Linked DNA regions of Mus musculus: region 1 is linked to region 2. The links are chromatin loops, found by intact Hi-C in ENCODE. Cell type or tissue: left cerebral cortex. All regions are shown on one strand. Each heading gives the region's core, and the rest is flanking DNA. Links, peaks and the distances in the headings are about the cores only. Region 1 holds the start of Wdr5b (WD repeat domain 5B). Region 2 overlaps Gm15564 (a long non-coding RNA gene).

What was found. Hi-C counts contacts between places; a loop is a spot of excess contacts. Peaks named below come from ENCODE experiments on the same cell type or tissue, not always from the same donor. Only the 100,000 strongest peaks of a DNase experiment are listed, where the experiment ranks them.
Region 1: a loop joins it to region 2, with 5 times the contacts of the local background. A loop is called at or near these places in 3 of 42 quality-filtered maps.

What each region holds. Positions count from the first base shown.
Region 1 is chr16:36,038,573-36,041,374 of GRCm38, forward strand. It overlaps Wdr5b (WD repeat domain 5B), which reads left to right and starts at 2,618. Exons shown (of 1, transcript NM_027113.2): 1 at 2,618-2,802. In left cerebral cortex, for the core only: no CTCF peak of the experiment used is centred there; DNase peaks (open chromatin) are centred at 1,084, 1,530, 1,991 and 2,562; H3K4me3 peaks cover 510 bases; H3K27ac peaks cover 288 bases.
Region 2 is chr16:35,980,341-35,983,142 of GRCm38, forward strand. Gm15564 (a long non-coding RNA gene) reads right to left here. Exons shown (of 2, transcript XR_001781900.2): 1 at 2,712-2,802. Among named protein-coding and RNA genes, the nearest start is that of Gm15564, 1.6 kb to the right of the region's middle. In left cerebral cortex, for the core only: a CTCF peak has its summit at 1,414; DNase peaks (open chromatin) are centred at 1,412, 1,874 and 2,243; H3K4me3 peaks cover 745 bases; H3K27ac peaks cover 618 bases.

The DNA.
Region 1 (2,802 bases), core at 124-2,623, 58 kb after region 2:
TTTCAATAAATAGTGGATGAGGAGTATACACCTGTGGTAGTAATGGGTGCACAGCTGAATCCAGAATTGACAACTGTTAAAAGCAAATGTATCAACAGAGTGTTTCATTTGTAGTTACTGTTGAGGATAGAGAGAGGGTCCTGAAGTTTATGAAAAACATTTTCACACCAGGAGTCTGTGACATCAAAGCAGTAAGGAAGAGGAAAAGCTGCTGGTTTATTCTGCAAGTAGCACACACTGCAGTGCATTTGATACAAGTTTTGTTACTGTACGTCCACCTGAGGTGGGAGCCCAGTGGCTAGGCTGTTGAGGTTTCCGGTTTTCACATATTATATATATTGCAGAAGAATGCTTTTTTTATTCCTCTAGGCTTATAAAACAAATGAAAAGAAAAAGTTGGTATATTCTTTACTCTGACAGTTTCACTCCTTGTGAGGTTTACTGGCCCAGTATTTTTGTGAAAAGAACTTTAAATCAAAACAGCTTCAGTTTCTGTGAACTCTTGTTTCATATCCAATACAAAAATTGTGGACTCTATAGATTTACTACAAAGCTTGAATGATTTTTTGTCTACTATTCACCTCCGTATGGGTGTGTGTGTGTGTGTGTGTTTGTGTGTGTGTGTGTGACAGTATTTTTAGGTGAGGTTCTCATGAAGCCCAGGCTAGCTTTAACTCCTTTGTAGCTGTTAAGTTTGAACTGGCCCCCCATGCTTCCAATGCGGAGTGGTGAAATTATAGGTAGGCACCACCACACGCAACTCTTGAGTGCTGCTGAGAGCCGAATTTGCAGCTTTGAGAATTTTAGGCAAATATTCTGCTTTTTGATCCATAATTCCAACTTGACCCACATTTGAAAATTACAGAGTATACATGCTCGTTTGTGATTGCAGTGTTTGCAGAGTGTTTACACATCTCTACCCATATTCCCTTAGCCCAAGCAAGTCAGTGAAGTCCAGAACAGGGACTGTAATAAGGAACACTGGCTTTCAACAATTTGAACTATGTAGGTAAGGAGAAATAAAACACAAAAGACCAGTGTTGAGGACAAAATAGTGCAGGGCTCGGGGGGAGTGGTGTGGGCAGCAAGCTATAAGCATGTGGTTTTACAAGGATAGCACGATATGTGTGTGTGTGTGTGTGCGTGCGCGCGCGCGCGCGGGAGCGCAGCTTTTTAAAGCTACTCAGTTACAGGCGGTGCTCAGTCCTTCCTGTTTAGTCTGAATAGGTTTTCCAGATTGGGTAGAGGCTTGGGAACTGGATTTCTACTCCCAAAAGCTGCTTTGAGGAAACCAGTTAAAACAGTCCAGATAGGAGTAATCTTCGAAGACCATATAAGTCTGGCACATGTTTCTTTTTTTTTTTTTAAATGGTTTTTTAAAGGAGAAACAGATTTTTGATTTTTTTTTTTTTCAGTGAACAAAGCAAAACCTAGAGGTCCCCTTACGCGAAGGGTAGCTTGTTGTAAAAGGAAGAAATGCGGGCTGGTGAGATGGCTCAGTGGTTGAGAGCACCCGGAGTTCAAATCCCAGCAACCATATGGTGGCTCACAACCATCTGTAAGAAGATCTGATGCCCTCTTCTGTAGTGTCTGAAGACAGCTACAGTGTACTTACATATTATAAATAAATCTTTTTTTTTTTTTTTTTTAAAGGAAGACATGCTACTGCTTAGGAGCTCAGGATCCTGCTCTGCTTGCTGCCATTTAGGATTACTATTTCCTGGTGAACACTGTCACCAAATCTCCTTCCTGAGAGCTAAGCAGATCCTAGTAATTTGTTAGGACAGTTTGTTAATATTAGACCATGAGTAACGACAAACAGTTTTACTTACAGCCTTTTCTTTTTGGGAGTCCCCAATGCTATTTATACACAAGGTATCCTACACATCAAAAAGTGCGTTTTACCCTTCAAAGTTCAAGTCATGTCTTAATCCTACCAACGTACCAAGTCTGCGCATCTTTTGTCCCTCGTGCTTGTGTGTGTAGTGAACTAAAGGTCCATCACCATCCTGGTTTAGCTCCTAGGTTGTACCCATTATATCCTTTTGGTTTTCTAGTCATTAGAAAAATATATATTTACTTGAAATAAAGCCTAAAATTTGTTATTCAATGTGCTTTAGGTGAGTTAATAAAAATGGAAAGTTTTTGAATTGATGATATAATCTCTATATCAGAAGTCACCGTAGTCCAGGCTTCAGATGTAGTTCAGTGGTTAAGATCATTGGCAGTTCTCCAGAGGACCTTCCAGCACCTACAGGCAGCTCACAACCATCTGTAACTCCATTTCCAGGATGATGGGACTCCTGACCCTGAGGGTAGGTATTGCATTCGCAAAGTACACACACAGGCAGCTATTATTATTATAATCTTGGCAGCTAAACTCAGTCGGGGTGGGTGTGGACAGAGGTACCCTCAATATGCACAGCCTTCATGAAGTGCCTGCTGCGCCCTTTCCTGCACCCAGCTCTCTCAGGGAAAAAAACCGGGTTCAGTGTCAACTTCCTGTCCTGGAGAACCGGAAGAAAATGCATGTCTCCTTCGGCGCGTGCGCAGCCTGGCAGGATGCGTACCTAGCGTCGTCCTGGGCTCTACTTGAGCCTCTCATAAATCCTGTTTTGTGTGACGTCATCTGTTGCTTGAGGTTCCCAGACATTTTGGAGCTGCGGAGGGCGTGGAAGAGGAAAGGTGCAGCCCCGAACCCCCGCGGATCGGCCTAGTCCTTTGACAGCATCTGACACGAGTACGGATCCCAGGATCACTGTGATCCGTGATGCTATAGAAGAAAGCAAGACGGGGAGTGGT
Region 2 (2,802 bases), core at 204-2,703:
ACTTCTCAAAATAAAAAACAGAGAAACATAAAAGACCAGATATGTGTACAGGCATTATGTTTCTGTGTAAAGTCATTATGCAGCTGTGGTCTACTGTAGTGGAGGTGGATCAACCCTTCCACTACTAAAAACCTTAATGAAGAGGTACTGAGGTAGTGCAAGACACAGAAGAGAGCCCCACACTTGTCCTTGCTTTCCCAAGCAGTCAGTGACTGAGGATTGCAAATCCAATGATCAAGGTTTTGTCTGCCTCATGGGGCTGAGGAGGCCTTGCCAAAGAGAAGAGACCTAGACTTTTGGTTAGGACGCTCACGACTGTATCTACTTGGGAGTAAGGGTGGATTAGGGAATAACCAACCTCCACAAGGTTGAATGAGTCTTACCTCCTGAGCAGAATATAATGATCAGATATCAGCTCAGCTATGGTCAGGCAGTCATTGAAGGAAGCCAGGACAGGAACTCCAGCGGGTTGATACAGAGGCCATGGAGGGATGCTGCTTACTGGCTTGCTCCTCCTGGCTTAGTACACTTCTTTCTTATAGAATCCAGAACCACCAGCCCAGTGATGGTACCATCCACAATGGGCTGAGCCCTTCCCTAGCAATCACTAATTAAGAAAATTCCTTAAAACTGTATCTCCTGGAAGCATTTTCTCAATTGAGGTCCCCTCTTTCCAGAGGATTCTAGCTTGGGTCAAATTGGCAACACTAACCCCTAAGTCTCTCTGATAGAACACTTTCTCCCAAGCTGCTTTGCTCAAATTCAGCTTCCATGTAAACAAGCACACTCTTAGTGGAGAAGATGATACTGACGCAGAAGGAAGAAAGTGAGAAGAAAGGGAGAGAAGGACTGAGGGATCGAGAAAGTTGTTCTAGTTTGCTTTCGGTTGCTATGATAAAACTAACCAAAACAACTTGGGGGCAGGCATTTCAGCTTACAGTGCATCTTTGAGGGAAGCCAGGACTGGAATTCAAGGCAGGAACCTGGAGGCAGTAATTGAAGCAGATCATGGAGGAATTTGGTCCCTGGCTTACTCTCAGCTTGTTATCCTATACAGCCCAGAGGTGGCACCGCCCACAGTGAGTCTCACATTTATCGTGAGTCAGGAAAACACCCCACCGACGAGCCTTCAGGCCAATCTGGTGGGAGCAGTTAGCCCATGTGGTCCTTTTTCTCCTCCTGTCTTACATTTATAGATGTATTGATTCGAAGAGTAAAAAAGTAAAATAATGACTGCCCTGAGAACTGGCGCTGCGGGATGAACCGAACGCTGGGTTAAGGCGCCCGATGCCGACGCTCATCAGACCCCAGAAAAGGTGCTGTTCCTCTCGTACTGAGCAGGATTATCATGGCAACAACACATCATCAGTAGGGTAAAACTAACCTGTCTCACGACGGTCTAAACCCAGCTCACGTTCCCTATTAGTGGGTGAACAATCCAACGCTTGGTGAATTCTGCTTCACAATGATAGGAAGAGCCGGTTAGACAAGCGCAGAAGGGAAAGAGAAGATAGACAGAGCTGGTTTGAAAATTGGTTTAATAAGTCTCCTTGGTTTACCACCCTTGTTTCTACCCTTGCCGGTCCCCTAATCATCCTTTTGCTTTTGCTCACTTTTGGACCTTGCATTCTTAATAAGTTAGTGGCTTTTGTAAAAGACAGGGTTAGTGTTGTACAGGTAATGGTGCTCCGACAACAGTACCTGACTTTGCCGAAAGAAGAAGAGGGGTCGCTCTAAGATTAGAGCTACTCACAAGAAGAAGTGGGGAAATGAAGAGTAAAAAAATAAAATAATGACTGCCCTGAGAACATGGGCCCCCGCCCCCGGCCAGATGGCCTAATTCCCTGGAACTCTTGGGAAAAACAACCACAAAATGTTTCAATGTCCCAGGTGCCTTGAAGTAAATATCCGCCCCTAGACTTCCCCTGTTTCCTCTCCCATCCTCCCCCTAGGTTCTGGTTTTTACCTTTATAAACCTGCTGGAAAATAGGGTTGGGGTCAGACTCCTCTACCCCTGCGTGGTGTATGGGTCTCGACCTCAGCATGCTGGTTTGTGTGCCATTAAAAACCTCGTGTGTTTGCAGCAAGCGTGACTGTGGCTTTCTGGGCTCGCGATCCCTGAGACTTGAGTGAGGGTCTCCCTTCGGGGGTTCTACAGATTCATGTCCGGTGCTCCTCAGTATTCCTTTTAAACTGACTTGTTAAACCGTGTCCTGTGGTTGTGATTTTCCTGTGACCTCTACTTGCTGTCTTAAAGTGTTCCTTTGAAGCCACCGCTCTACTCCCCAGAAAGAAAAAAAAATTCTATCATGTAACGGTTAAGTCATTTCCCTAAATATTTTGTTTTAGCGTGCCTTCTCATAGCAACGCAAATATTTTCGCTGGAAATTGCCGTTTTTGAGATAGGGGTCTTTCTACGTAGTAATGCTGGTCTAGAATTCGCCATTCTCCTGCCTCAGACTTCCTAGAGCTGAAAATACAGGCGTGCGTTACCGTCATGCTAGGCTCAAAAAGCGATTTAATGTTATATGATACTAATAAATTACCGGGTAAGATGGGTGAGAACTGAAGAGAATACCCAGAAAGTTCCTGCAAACGGGTTGCATGTGAATTCTTTGAACGTGAGACACTGACGTATTTTGTAATACTCCCTCAGCCTCCAACCATGCCATCATTCATCCAATAAGCATGCTCGGCTGTGAGGTACCTACCATGTGAGAGGGAAGCTATATTGATGTGAGGGGGAATCCGTCCATTCTGGAAGAGCTTAGTAAGGACAAGTTTGTTTCCATAACTTCTATA